Regions from separate parts of the Homo sapiens genome. Here region 1 is linked to region 2. Evidence: chromatin contacts called from ENCODE Hi-C or POLR2A ChIA-PET data. All regions are on one chromosome and are shown on one strand. Each heading gives the region's core, a stretch centred on a gene start or an enhancer-like site at or near the end of the contact. The rest is flanking DNA. Distances are from core to core; before and after follow the strand shown.

Evidence for each region. Hi-C counts contacts between places; a loop is a spot of excess contacts on that map. ChIA-PET counts read pairs that join two places held with the same protein, here RNA polymerase II (POLR2A). Pooled maps may share reads with other maps.
Region 1: a map of naive thymus-derived CD4-positive, alpha-beta T cell shows a loop between it and region 2 (6-fold over the local background). The contact joins two enhancer-like sites. A Hi-C loop is called at or near these places in 1 of 168 maps with a recorded cell type or tissue (naive thymus-derived CD4-positive, alpha-beta T cell), 8 of 37 single-sample maps with no recorded cell type and 18 of 50 pooled maps. POLR2A ChIA-PET finds 5 or more read pairs at or near these places in 18 of 52 experiments (A549, AG04450, BJ and 12 more).

The regions. Positions count from the first base shown.
Region 1 is chr1:207,959,156-207,965,577 of GRCh38, forward strand. It overlaps LINC02767 (long intergenic non-protein coding RNA 2767), which reads left to right. Exons shown (of 3, transcript NR_167983.1): 2 at 960-1,084. Among named protein-coding and RNA genes, the nearest start is that of LINC02767, 3.4 kb to the left of the region's middle. RefSeq lists enhancers at 1-308, 4,110-4,209, 4,270-4,329, 5,016-5,545. Within about 2 kb of position 4,521, at least 31 of the 41 ENCODE cell types and tissues checked have a DNase peak (open chromatin) inside an H3K27ac peak, as active enhancers do.
Region 2 is chr1:207,864,863-207,871,958 of GRCh38, forward strand. No RefSeq gene overlaps it. Among named protein-coding and RNA genes, the nearest start is that of CD34, 43 kb to the right of the region's middle. RefSeq lists enhancers at 3,380-3,429, 3,510-3,689 and a silencer at 3,960-4,349. Within about 2 kb of position 3,554, at least 34 of the 41 ENCODE cell types and tissues checked have a DNase peak (open chromatin) inside an H3K27ac peak, as active enhancers do.

The DNA.
Region 1 (6,422 bases), core at 3,271-5,770, 95 kb after region 2:
GCCCCGGGACTCCTAGTTTTTGCCGCCGCTGAGGACGCGGCGCGGGCTGCTGGCCGCGTCGCCGAGGGAGGGCCCGGACAGCCCTGCAGCGCGTCTCAGCGGAGCCCTGGGGGCCGCGCCGCTCCTCCAAACATGATTCAGAACCGCCCGTCAGCCTTGGCTCCAGCGCCTGGCGCGAGCGAACCGGGCTTGGCTGTCTCGGCCCCGTCTGAACCCTGCGGGCCGCGGGCCAGGGCGCGCCGGGATCCGCTGCGCCAGGACCCTGCAGACCCGGCCGCGGCCGGGCCGAGTGCCTCCCGCCGGGGCCTTACGCCCACGGTCCACGCTTGCAACACCAGGGCTGTACGGCGGGTCCGCAGCTGGGTCTGCGCCTGGGACTCGGGGCTCCCTGCGCTCCTCGTGCCGCACCCCTTGCCTTAACCCCAAGCGGACGGGTCCTGGGGCTTCACCGGCCAGGCCGGAGCCCCAGCCCCACAACTCCCCCCCTCCCACCGCACTGCCCCCTCTGCGCTGTGGCGGGAGTTGGGGACTGGGGCCGGAGAAAGGAGACGCGCCGGTCCTCAAGTCTCTTGAGCCATTTCGGTTCCGGGCGCGCCCCCCAGGGCTGCAGTCGCGCGAGGTTCCAGATAGTGCAGCTGTGTGGCGCCAGGCTTCCAGCGGGTTCTTGGTGGGGGTTCCCTCTCTGTGAGTCGGTGGGCAGAGATTTGCCTTGGAGGGTCGCACCTGGCTACAGAAGTATGAGACTTAGTTTCCGGGGAGCAGAGGGGCCTTGGGATAAGGAACTGAAGCTTCTGGGGAGTAGTTTGGAATTTTGGTTCCACCAATTATCAGCTGTCCAACCTGGAGAAATCCACTCCCCCTGTTTTCTTGGTTATAAATAACTATAGCTACCATTTGAGTGCTTATTATTTTCCATGTACTTTACGTATGTTATTTTTATCTTTCCAACGATTTTACAGGCCATATTCTGCTGATGGAGAAATGGGATCTCACCCAAGGAAAGTGACTTGCCAGGGTTACACCACTGGTAAGTGGAGACCTATGACTTGAACCTGTCTCTAACTCCAGAGACTGTACTTTCTCGGTAAGTGAGAACATTGACGCCATACAAAGAATTTTAAAACTGTAAGATGGTGACGGATACCATTCTCTTCTGACCTGTCCTCAGGCCACGTCCTGAAGTCCAGGCTGAAAGCATGACCTTTCTTTCTCCCTACCTCCTCAGCCACGCTTCCCTAGGCGGGTCAGAGTGCAAGAGGTAGGGTCTGGGACTGGGGACCCCTGGGTCAGCCTTGCACACCACCCCCACCTGGACCCTTCCCATCCTCATTTCTACCCCACACTGCTCAATGTCCTTGAGAGACAAGGTGGTGTCACTGTTGTGGCATTTCTCCTCCACTACCAGTTGCACAAGAGGATTTTCTCCTGTGCTCAGAGTGGGAAGAAGACCAAGAAGGTCTGTACAGTAACTCGAGAACCCTGGGGCCCAGTTTGAGCTCTTAGGACGCCAGCAGTGCCTCAACTTTCTCATCTGTGTTTAGAATTCACTTTGCAGAGAAAATGAGTGGACTCTTGGGGAGAGGAGGGCCTGGGTGTCAGAGAAATTTGGGTGCCAGTCTTTTGTAAAATGGAATCTATTGATAATGCCACCACCAGTCTTGCCTGACCCCACAAGAGTTGCGGTAAGACTCAAAATGGATAATGGCCACACAGTGCTCTGGGAAGTGTGAAGTGCCTCATAAACATAAGATGGTATTATTCATAGAAGCCATTGCAGGCAACAGGAATACAAAGATGAATGCCATCTTGGAAACTTTCAGGCTAGCAGGGGAAATATGAATGGCCATACAGTTAAAATATAAAACAGGGCATGCAAATGCTCCACCAATATGCCCGCGTGGTGCCAACTCATACTGATTTTGTAATAACAAAGAATATATACAGGTCTATCTGGGTGACCTCTACTACTATTGCAAGAACTCCTCTCCACAATGGCTCTAGCCAATCTGTCTCCCCTCTACAATTAGCTTCCTTCTTACCACCTGCGTGATCTATGGCAGGATTTTTTTTCCTTTGGAGTGTGTTTGTATTAGTTCCCTATTGCTGCTGTGATTGATAACCACACACGTAGTGGCTTAAAACAACACACGTTTGTTATCTTACAGTTCTGGATGTAAGAAGTCCAAAATGTGTCTCACTGGGCTAAAATCAAGGTGTCAGCAGGACTGTTCCTTCTGGAGGCTCTGGGGGAGACTGTTTCCTTGACTTCTCCAGGTTTTCGAGGCCACCTGCATTCCTTGGTCTGCGGCCCCTTCTCCATCTTCAAAGCTATCAGTGACCAGCCGAGTCTTTCTCACATTGAATCACTGCCACCTCTGCTTCTGTGGACACATCTCCTTCTTTCCCTAACACTGTTTTCTCCCCATCTCAAGAATCTTAATATAATTATATCTTTAAAGTTCCTTTTGCCTTGTAAGGTAGCCGTTTCACAGGTTCCAGGGATTAACACCTGGACATCTTTGAGTCGGAGGGAGCATTTATCAAAAAACAAAAACCCTAGGGCCTCAAACAAAACATTTTTAAAAGAGAAATATAAAAGCTTCAACTCTTCTTCAAATAAGTAACATAGCAACTTTTTCTATAAATGTAACAAATTCTGAAAAAAAAAACCAAAAAAAACAAAGAAACAAACTTTCAGTTCCTAACTACACCCATAAAAAATCAGACTCCCTGGTGTCAGGGAAGAAGAAACAATGGGTGACAATAAATAGACTCCACATAAAAGGGAAGGGAAAGGCTCCCTAGGTTGAGAAGTTATGATATGTGCTTCACTGGGAATGTAGGTACAGCCTTTGGAAATGATTAGTTGTTAACAATTGTCCACAGCTCTTCAGCTGCTCTACTTTATAATCCTTTAGTGTAGTGACATCTAAAACATTTTTTAAATAAATCAATCAACTGTATTTTTTAGAAAAATTTTAGTTCACAGCAATATTGAGCAGAAAGTAGAGTTGCTTGTCCCTTCACCCTCCTCCCACTTAAAACATTTTTAAAGCATTAATAGAATTCTTGGCTCCTTATTTTCCCCCCAAAAGAAATTCCTACCTAAAAAATAAAAATCGTGCTGCTCTGGTTCAAGTGGACTCATGGAGTCCCTCAACCTCTGTAAATCCTACTGCATGGTTTAACACCTGTTTTGCAGTTACTTCTCTTGAGTGGAATAATGAGAATAACTCAAGTTAGAAAGTACCCTCCGGACCACAGAAGTAGGGAGACTGTCATGTTGGAAATTATTCTCCAGGCTTCAGAAGCAAGAATTGTCATAATATTCTCCCAGGAATTAGAAAAGAGCAGGCTCTTGTTCTGACGTAGAAGCATAGAGTCTTCTAGGCCATAAATCTGCTTATTTTAGTTACAATAGTGAAAGGGCCAGTGGGCAACACGGTAAAAAGTACATGGGCCCAGAAATTGGGGACTTGGATGGGGCAGCTGGGATGTAGGGGACATATTAATTAAGACCTAGTGTGGGCCTTTCGTATTCTGGGTCAGATAAGTGAACAAGCAGGTGAGGTTCTGTGTGGGCTACCCTGGAATACAGTGTTGCATAGGGTTGTGTGAGAGGTGCGGGGAACGCCTAGAAAACTTTGCAGGGAGAATGTTTTCTAAGCCAACACCTAGAAGACAAGCAAGAGTTTGCTGGGCAGAGAGTGAAGCTGGGCGCGGCTGGGATCATGGAGCCGGATGTGCACAGCCGGGACATGGGGAAGAGCTGCAGTGGAGAGTGGGGTATGGTGGAGAGCAGTCAGGGCCAGACGATGCTGGCGGGCCTGGAGGCCTTGGGAGCGCTGACTTTCTCCAAGAGCTGGGGGTGCCAGGACAGGGTCCCAAGCAGCGGCCCTACGTGGCCTGGTTTGCTCTTCACTGGCAAGCTCCATGGCCCTGGGCAATGTGCTGCTTCTGTTTTTCTTCTCATCGGTGCCTGGCTGAGCTCTGGAATCGTTTCCTGCTCTGAGCCTGAAACTTCAAGCAGTAAGAAGACGGTCCACAGCCCGGTTACTGGGGCTCTGCAAATGCGACGTTCCCAGTGGCCCTCTCCCAGGCTCCGGGCCTCCGGGTAGAGGAACTTCTGTCTGTAAAGGATGAAGGCGACCTTGCTCAGGCTGCAGCGGGATGGAGAAACGTGACCCAGCGGAGGGGCTTTCGGCTGCGAGGTGCGAGAGGCGACCCGAGGGGTGAAAGCAAGGCGAGTGCGGTCAGCGCACCGGGCTGGGCGGCCTCCCAGCCGGCCGGGGAATTCGTTCCCAGCTCCAGCCGCATCTCACCGCCTCTATCGCGCCTTTGGGGCCTCAGAGGGAGGCTGCATGGCCCGGAGGCCTGAAATCCGCCATTTGTTCCCTCCCGGGGCGGCAGAGCCACAGCTCACTGAAGGCTGCAGCCTCGGCAGCCGGAAGCGCTGGCCGGGCGCTTGGCCAGCGACCGCCTCGGGTCGGCCTCGGGTCTGCGCAGGCGCAGGCTCGGGAAGCCGGGCGCGGTGGTGTTTCTGCGGCCCGCGGCTGCCCTCTCGTGGCCGCAAGGCGCCATGGCACGGCCGCTTCCACGCAGCGGAGGTGCGCTGGCCGGAAGGCGGCGGGTCCGGCCAGCCAGGGAGACCAGCCAAGCGCTGTGTTTTTCCAGGTCCGCGCGGGCCAGGGGAACCCTGCGTGTTTGCTTGGTGGGAGTGGTTTACTGGGAAAGTAGACGGAAGGTACCCTGCAAATCGGCGTGCACTGTATTGTTTGGGAGTCAACAGCCTGGAAAGTAAATATCAGGTGAGGGCAGTGCTGGGAACCACCGCCTGCCCCCTCCCCTGGCCTTGGCCCTGACTTTGAGCGGGGCACCGCGGGCCAAACAGCTCGGCGGCCCAGGGGAGAGGGAGGAGGAGGAGGAGGCAGGCAGCGGGGGAGGTGTCAAGACTCAGAAATAGGAGCCAGCTAGGCCCAACATACGCCTGCCACCCCAGGGGCTGCAAACAGGGAATACCATCCCTTCTGCCCACCCCACGAAGACATCGTACACCCCGACGAGTCACCATTCCAGAAAGGCTGGCTTTCTGCAAGCGTGCGGGGGCGGTGAGAGTGGAGGGTGGCGGGGTTGCTCGGGGCCCACCCAAGCATAACTGTCTGAAGGGCACACCTCACAACGGAAGGTTTAGGCGAGAGGGGTGAACCCACACTCTGGCACGAGAATCATATGTTCTGTTCCACCCAGGGAGCCGCACTACATAGAGTTCTCTTTAAATTCATCTTCACTGGCTGGGTGTGGCTGAGTCTTCTCCTATCTCCTGATTCTCAGTTAACTTTTTGCGTCCCACCCTGTTCTTGTCTCAAGCAGTCGCTTTGGAATGTGTTTCCTCTCGTCCGGGGTTTGAAGATTAGTCATGAAAAACATCACTCTGCCCTTGCTGAAGTGCATGTTGGCTACTCGATCATTCCACCTGTGTGCCCCAAGACGGTCTGCTAAGGAGGGCTCCCCTCTTTTCCATGCCCTCTCAGCTCCAGACTCCATCCCATCCATCAACATTATCCTGTGCCCCCGAGGGAGGAGGGCGGGGGAGGGTTTCTGTGCCTGGATTATTGGTGAGAGGAGAGCAAGTGCAGAAATGAAGCTATGACTCTTGCAGAAGTCATGCATTCCGTTCAAGGATATTCCTTTCCGTAGCCTCCACACATTCCCTCTGGCTGCAGGCCCCTGGGATTTTTCTGTGTGACCCCGTCACATTGCATCTGTATAGATTGTCAAAGCACCTCATGACTGTGGAGGAAGAAGTCGGGGACAGAACATGGATCTGGAAGGCTCACAGCATGGATTTGGTAGGGTGACACAATGTCCCATGTTCTTCAAGAAATGTCTAGACTAGGTGATTGATTCTATCGTAGATCTGGCACAATGCTCCTGCCACACAGGGGGCAAATTGAGATCCAGAGAGAAGTGACTGGCCCAGGTCACTCAGCCAGCTGGTAACTTAGCTGGAATTCGTTCCCAGGTCTCCTGACATCCAGTTCATTCATTTTTTGCACGTTTCCTGAGGACTTACTGTATGCTAGGCACTGTTGTAGGTGCTAGGCATATACAAAGTGCCCGTATAGAGCTTGTGTCTTGTAGTGTGTGTGTGGGGAGATTGTGGATAAACAAATAAACAGATTTATCCAGAATGCCACATGGTTAAAAGTTTTTATGATACTCAGTGCCTCTTTTCCTCTTGTTTTTGAAGGGAATGGGTTTGAGGCTTGAGAAGAGATGTTCACTCATACACTGGGTCATTAAATAAACATTAGAGGATGCCCCACTATGTGCCAGATGCTGTGCAGGGCACACAGATATAAAGGCAGGGGTCTGTCTTCAAAAGCTGCCACCAGCTGGGCAGATAAGGTATTCCTCTTAGC
Region 2 (7,096 bases), core at 2,304-4,803:
TTTCTGGTAGTCTACAGCAGGGGTTGACAAGTTTTTATCTTTTATCCTAAAGGGCAAGATAGTAAATATTTTAGGCTTATGGGGCATACAGGCTCCCTTGCAGTTACTCAACTATGCCCTTGTAGCATGAAACCAGCCTCAGACAATACACAAACAACGGGCGTGTCTCTGTTCCAGTGAAACTTTATTTACAAAAACAGGAATCCGGCCCACGGGCCACAGTTTGCAATCCCTGGTCATTGGGAAAACCTGCTCTTCCAGTATTTCCATGCTCCAAAGAGGAACAGAGGCTCCCATCCACCCGGAGGGCTCCTATCCACACTGAAGACAGGGACCCACTCTGGGGACTAGGCCTCCATCCCTACTAGTCCCTCCCACAAGGTACTAAGAAATCTAGGCTACTTGTTCAAAAAGCCTGGTCTGCATCAGAAACCTGGGCAAAGGTGGAAAAAGCTTTCCAGACATCAAATCAGAGGGCTTCAGAACTGGAAGAAGCTAGATCCCTAAGACTAGACACTTAGGCCTGGAAAAGGAAGTGGTGTGTCCAAGATCACGTAGCTAGCAAAAGTCTCCTGACTCTGTCCAGTGCTCTTACTCCTCCAGGGTGATAAACAGCTTGCTAGAAGAGGCCAAAGACTTGTGGCACATTTCTACAGCACGTCCCCGAGCTATAAGCAAATGGCACAAGACCTTGGGGGAAATAAGTGCATGCGTGTGTGTGTGTGTGTGTGTGTGTGTGTGTGTGTGTGTGTGTGTGTGTTTTTCCAGGTATACCTGGACATAGTTACTAGGGAGAGGAAAACTTAAACAAAAATCCTAACTTTAAAAAGGGATATGGTTTGGTAGAAGATGTGGGTTTTTGTTAGCAGAAATGTCCAGGGTCTGGGCAAGCCCTGGGATAATAAACCAGTACAAGGCATACAGCCTCACTCAATTCCAGGTAATGCCCCAGGCCCTAGGATCTACCTCTACCCACCTTCAAGCTTCATAATCCAATATCCTTCAAATCTTTTCCCAGAACTGACTTCCATTGCATATTTTACTTGCCTGACCATAAACATTTTTATTTGGATACCCTGCCATCATCTTGAAGGCAACATGTCTAAAAGAAAATCAAACATGACTCCCCAAAACAAGTTTGAACTCTAATGTTTCTATTTCTATAAATCACTAAGGTTCAAAATTTCAGCACTTTCTCTTCCCCACGTCCTGTCCTCAAGCCAGAGTAGCACTCCAAATTATCTCTTCTTCTTCATTTCCACAGGCTCCACCCTAACCTATCACCTCCGATCTGGTATGTTGCTAGTCTCCTGCTGGGGACCCCAGATTCCAGGCTTGCAACAATGCCAGATCTTCCCCCATATACTCATCCTCCTTTCATTCACCACAGTCTCTTCAAGGTCAAGGTCCAGTGCTACTCACCTTCGGCTTCCCAGTTCCCAGAACCTCACCTAATATGGGGGGCACACAATAAATGCTGAATGAATGAATCACGGTTTTCATCACAAGATGAAAGAAAAAACTTAAACAAAAATCTTAACTTCAAAAAGGGATACGGTTTGGTAGTTTTCATCACAAGATATCTGCACAAGAAACCTCAGGCCCTTCCTAGTTCCTACTCCCTCGAACCCAGACTGCTGAACTCTGAAGGCCCACCATCATCTCACCCTGCCCACCTCAGCTCCTACCAGCCCAGAAACAGGCTTTTGGCTCCATCTAGCTCATCAATGCTGGACCCTCCTCATGTGCCAGGCATTCCTGCATCCACATCTCTGCCCACGCTCTGCTCACCCTGCCCTGTGATGACGTCCATGCCCTTCCCCCTGCATCTACTCCAACTCCTACGCAACTGCCAACTGCCGAGCTGTGGGGGGAGACAGGGGATGCAGGAAGAGGGGAGATGATAAAGAAGACTGGGGAAAGGGGAGCATGATGAAAACATGCTGGGGTCTCTCTCTGATCCTTGGAAGCATAACCCTCTCAATGGGTCACAGGCGATTTAGAGAAGGAAGAGCCGGGAGGAGGAGCCAAATTTTTCCACTGAACGAAAGGCATGATTTTCATCACTGCTTCTGTTGCCCCGGTAACCAGGGACAGCCCAGTGGAGAGTACAGTAAAAGAACACCATGTTTATCTTTGCTGTCTGATCTACTTCCCTGTACACCCTTCCCTGACCATCCCCTAGCCCCAGGCCTGCTCCAAATCTCTTATAATGCCACCACCATCCTTCTAGTTACCCTTGCTCCTCAAAGGCAGAGCTAATTTCTCCCTCTCTTTATCCAACCCTAAGTACCATGTGTTCTTCCACTGCAACATTTTGGGGTTCATCTCGCCATGCCACCTGCCATGCCAGGGGTCCCCCAAAACAAAGAGCTGGTATCAAAGCACAAGGATGGCTTCTGCTCTACCAGACAGGGCAAGTGGGACTAGTGGGGCAGGAAGGTGAGGAAAACTGCCCAGCCAACCGTGTTCTCATCCCACACAGCTGGTGTGGAGAGGGACCTGGCTCTCCCAGCCCCCCTCCTATGGCTGAGATCAGGAGAAGGAGCCAGGTTGGGGATCGGGGGAGTAGGTTCACCCACAGGCTTCCACAGATCCTGCCTCCCACACGGACACCGTGTCTGCGTGACCTGAGAGCGGAGACACAGTGCTCGCCCTGGAAGATTATATAAGCGTTATATAACATGGTGGCACCAATAAGCACACAGGAGCAGTTGTCGAGTGCCAGGGACAGGCCAGGGGTGGAACCAAACCCAAGGGGCTGGAGGTTCAGCCCTCCTGCCACCAATGCCAAAGCAGCACCAGGCCCTGGCTGCCTCGGCCCTGTCTATACCTGCTCCTTCCAGCCCAGAGGACACAGAGAGAAACTTGCCAGGCTCTGCGCTCTTCTTCCCACTCTGGGCAGCAGGGAGGGGCCGCAAAACCGTCACCACCCTGGGCCATGGCAGCCTCTGCCCATCCGGCCTAAGGCAGCCTAGCTGCCTTTCCTGCAGGGGAGCAGCCATGGGGTCCTCGGCAGGGGAGGGGTGTGGACCAGTAGCCCCCTCCTCTCTGTCCTCCTACCAGAATGTAGGAGCACTTGTTTGGGGAACAAGTGCTGCAACAGCAGCTCCAGGATTGGCTGGGCCAGCCGTTCCTCTGCTCTGTCACTTGCTGTTTCTCTAAAAAACAAAACAAACCGAAAGGGAAAGAAAAAAAAATTAAGCACATTTGACAAATGCCAGATCCCAAATTTTGGTCTACGGTTGCAAAGCTGGAAGGAAGGGGTCCTAAGGAAATTACCCTATTTCCCTACAGCCCCCATCTCCCACCATTCCTGGCCAATTCACCATCTATGAACTTGGGCTGTGAGCCTGAAGATTGCTCCGCAGCCCCTATCTCTGGAGCTGCCTCAGTGGCTGTAGCTCCTTCGGGTAATATTCCCCCTCCCTCTACAGAATGCTCAGAGTCTGCGGCTCCCGGATATACACGCGGGACTAGGCGGCCGGCCTGGGGCAGTTCTGGGCAGTTTGGGCCAGGTCTTAATCAAACTCCTCCACCGTCATCACCACACCCACTTTATTAATTTGGCAGGGGTGGGGGCAGCTGAACAGAGACAGAGCCAAGTGATCTCCCGCAGCACCTGCCCTCTCCTGAGCTATGCCTCTGGCCTTCCCGCCTCCTCCTCCACACGGACCTCCGCGCCCCCTGAAGAAGGGGGGAAAAAGAAATACGCATTAATACCTCGAGCCTTGGCGCACCAGCCCTCGCCCCCTCAACCACCTGTCTCTGCGTTCTCCCCCGCAGCCTTCCTCAACTCTGGGCGCCCCCTCTGCAGCAAAGGGGCACCACGCCCACTGCGGAGAGGAGAAATGCAAGGTGGGGAGCGGACAGGGGCTCACTTGAGGGCCCGGGGGCTGCTCACTCACCCCTGCGCGCAGCTGGCCCTGGCCCCAGAGCCTGGGGCCCGCCCGGAGCTGCTCCAGGCCGCGACCGCTCCCACCCCCGCGGCGAGGCCAGCAGCGCCCCAAGGCCGCGCTGCAGCCGGGGTGGGGCGCGACCGGAGCGCGGCCGGGGCCCTGGGCATCGTCCCCAGGGAGCCCACCCTACCCCGGGACGCTCGGGGACCGCCCTGCAGGCCCGGCCCAAGGTGCCCACTCCCACCTGGCCGAGTCCCGGCTCTTACCTCGGCGGCCTTCCGCCCTCCGGGGGTACTGCGCAAACAGGCTCTCCCCCGGCCCCCGCCCGCCAAGCGCCCCGCTGCAGGCCCGAGATGCGCAGCCGCTGCGGACGCCGGCTCCGCGGCGGCCGCTTCCCGGGCGTGTGAGCTCAGCCTGCCCGCGCGCCCGCGCTTCCCACGCTCGGCGTCCCGCGCGGCGCCACCCAGCGGCCGCGTCGGGCGCTGCACGCTCGTGTCCGGGAAAATCTGCAGCAGCCGGGCCTGCCAACTGATTCGGAAATTCCCAGAATTTGACCATGGGCTTGCGGCGGGGCGGGAGACCTGTCAGGCCGTGTGGCCGTCGCTAGACTCGGGGCAGAGCAGCTCCCACCCACCCTGTCTCTGAAGGGGACTCCAGAGTCTTTGCAAGATATTCTGATTTCCCCCCTGTTCCTCTGACCTTGCCTCGCCATATTTCTTCCAGGGCAGTGGAGACTGTGGGGATGCTGGTGACTCCTTGTAAAATGGGGGTGGAGAATCGAGGGGTGGGAAATGGGTGGGAAGCGCTCGAGGCTGGCATCTCAAGGCCTCCATGGGCCCGTCTAGAGATCCGAGGTGTGCACTGAGTCACTTCCCGAGCTTGTTAGAACACACATGCACAGATGCCCCAGCCTACCTGTAAATTCTAATTCGGAAATTTCAACTGCTGTTTTTAACCTTTTCTTGTACCTACACCCTTCTGAGAATTGCAGAAGAGCTATGGACCCTGTCTTCAAAAAAAGCACATGCATACAGAAATATAATTTTGCACAATATTTCAGGGAATTCTGAAACTCCTCAAAGCTCCGTGGATCCCAGCTTAATATCTCACTTTGTGCAGATACCCTAAGCAGAAAGAGCGAGCTGGTGATTACCTGAATACGCTGCCATCTTATCTCATGCTTTTTCCTCCTTCAGGGATATCTCCACTGGACGCCCAACCTCACATTTCCGCCTGTAGAAATTCCACCTGTCCTTTAAGGCCAACTCGAAAACCTCTTCCTCTCTGATTTTCCCAATCAGCAATGTCATTTATGACCTCAGTTTTCTGAGAGTATGTCTTTTATGGCTGTTAACATGTTATAAACACACCTGTATTTATTTCTGTGGTTGGTTTTCTTATCTCCTTCTAGATAGCAAAACTGTTTTAAGATCAGTTTCTCCCTCTGCAACTACTAAGGGCCTTACATGGTATGCCTTCGACAAACAGTTCTTAAGTAATCAGAGAGATTGGATTGAGAGAATAGGAGGCCCAGCAAATGCCTTTGCTCTACCTGCACCTTTCCTCCCTTCCTGATGCTCCACCACATGGACCTCTAGGCGTCTGGAAAACAGAATCCTCAAGTTGATAGGCTTATCTCATTCATTCCTGCTCCTCCAGGCAAGGCAGCCATAATTTAGGGGTTCCTGGATGAAGTTGCAAGACAAGTTCATGCAGGACACACATACCAAATAGCAGATATTCTACCACCAGTGTCTCCTAGTCCAGTGAGGGATGTCCCCACCCGCCTGGTGCACAAGCAATGTGGATGTCATCCTTGACTTTTCCATCTCACTTCCCTCCTTTCTTGCACATATGCCAATCAATCACCACATCCTGATTCTACTTCCTAAATCTTAAATCTCTAAGATTGGCCCTCTCTTTATTCCTAGCTCATTCCACCATTATTTCTTGCTGGGATTTCTGCATTTGTCTCTAGCCTAACTCGCCTACCTGCCTCCAGCCTCACTAGGCCCAGATCCAGTCTCCACATCTGCTGTGTACTGAATGTCTGTATCTCCCTAAAGCTTGTTTGTGTGCTCTTTCTCTCTCTCTCCCTCTCTGCTTTCCAACACGGGAGGATACAGTGAGAAGATGGCCAACTGCAAACCAGGAAGCAGACCTTCTCCAGACACAGATCTGCTGATGCCTTGATCTTAGACTACCTTGCCTCCAGAATGGTGAGAAATAAATGTTGTTTAAGCCACTCAGTCTGTGGTATTCTGTTGTAGCAGCTTGGACTAAGACAATATCCCATTTAGAAGGATCTTGCAAATATATCAATCCTTTCCCTACGTAAAACTCTTATGCAGTTTCATTCTGGACTAAGGATGAGGTTCAAACTCCTTTGCCTGGCTCACAAGGCCTCCTAGATCTGGGCCCAACTGACTCTCCAGCCTCCTGTCTTGGCACAGCCTCCACTCTTACCTATATGCTTCACTTGTACTAAACACCATGTTTCTCTCCATCTTGATAAAAGTCCTCCCCCAATTTTTTTTTTGAGACGGCCTCACTCTGTCACTGTCACTGGGGTGCAGTGGTGTGATCTCAGCTCACTGCAGCCTTGATCTTCCCGGCTCAAGTGATTCTTCAAACTCAGCCCCTTGAGTAGCTGGGACTACAGGCATGCGCTACCATGCCCAGCAAATATTTTTGTATCTTGTAGAGACAGGGTTTTGCCATGTTGCCCAGGCTAGTCTCCAATTCCTGAGCTCAAGCGATTTGCCTGCCTCAGACTCCCATAGTGCTGAGATTACAGGCATGAGTTGCCGCACCTGGCTGTCCCCGACTTTTTGAGACTTTGTTTCACCTATTCCTCAGGTTTCCCAACTGTCTCCTCCTGCACCACCTGGCCCTTCCTCTGCTATAATATGAAAATCACAATATTGTTATTGTTCTTATATGACGTCTGCTTTCCCTGCCACACTAATACCTCTGCGATAGTATCCTCAATGCCTAGCACAATACCTAGTGCCAAATGGGAACACATAAATATTTATTAAATGAATGAAAGCTTTGAACATGGCACATAGCCCAGATGAGAGACTCTGGGGGTAAATGCAGTGGTGCTTCATAATCTAAAAGTCAGATAGGGTGGGACAGGCCTACTGCTTTTTAATAATAGCACTATTCACTGTTTTCAAGTGAATTTCAATCTT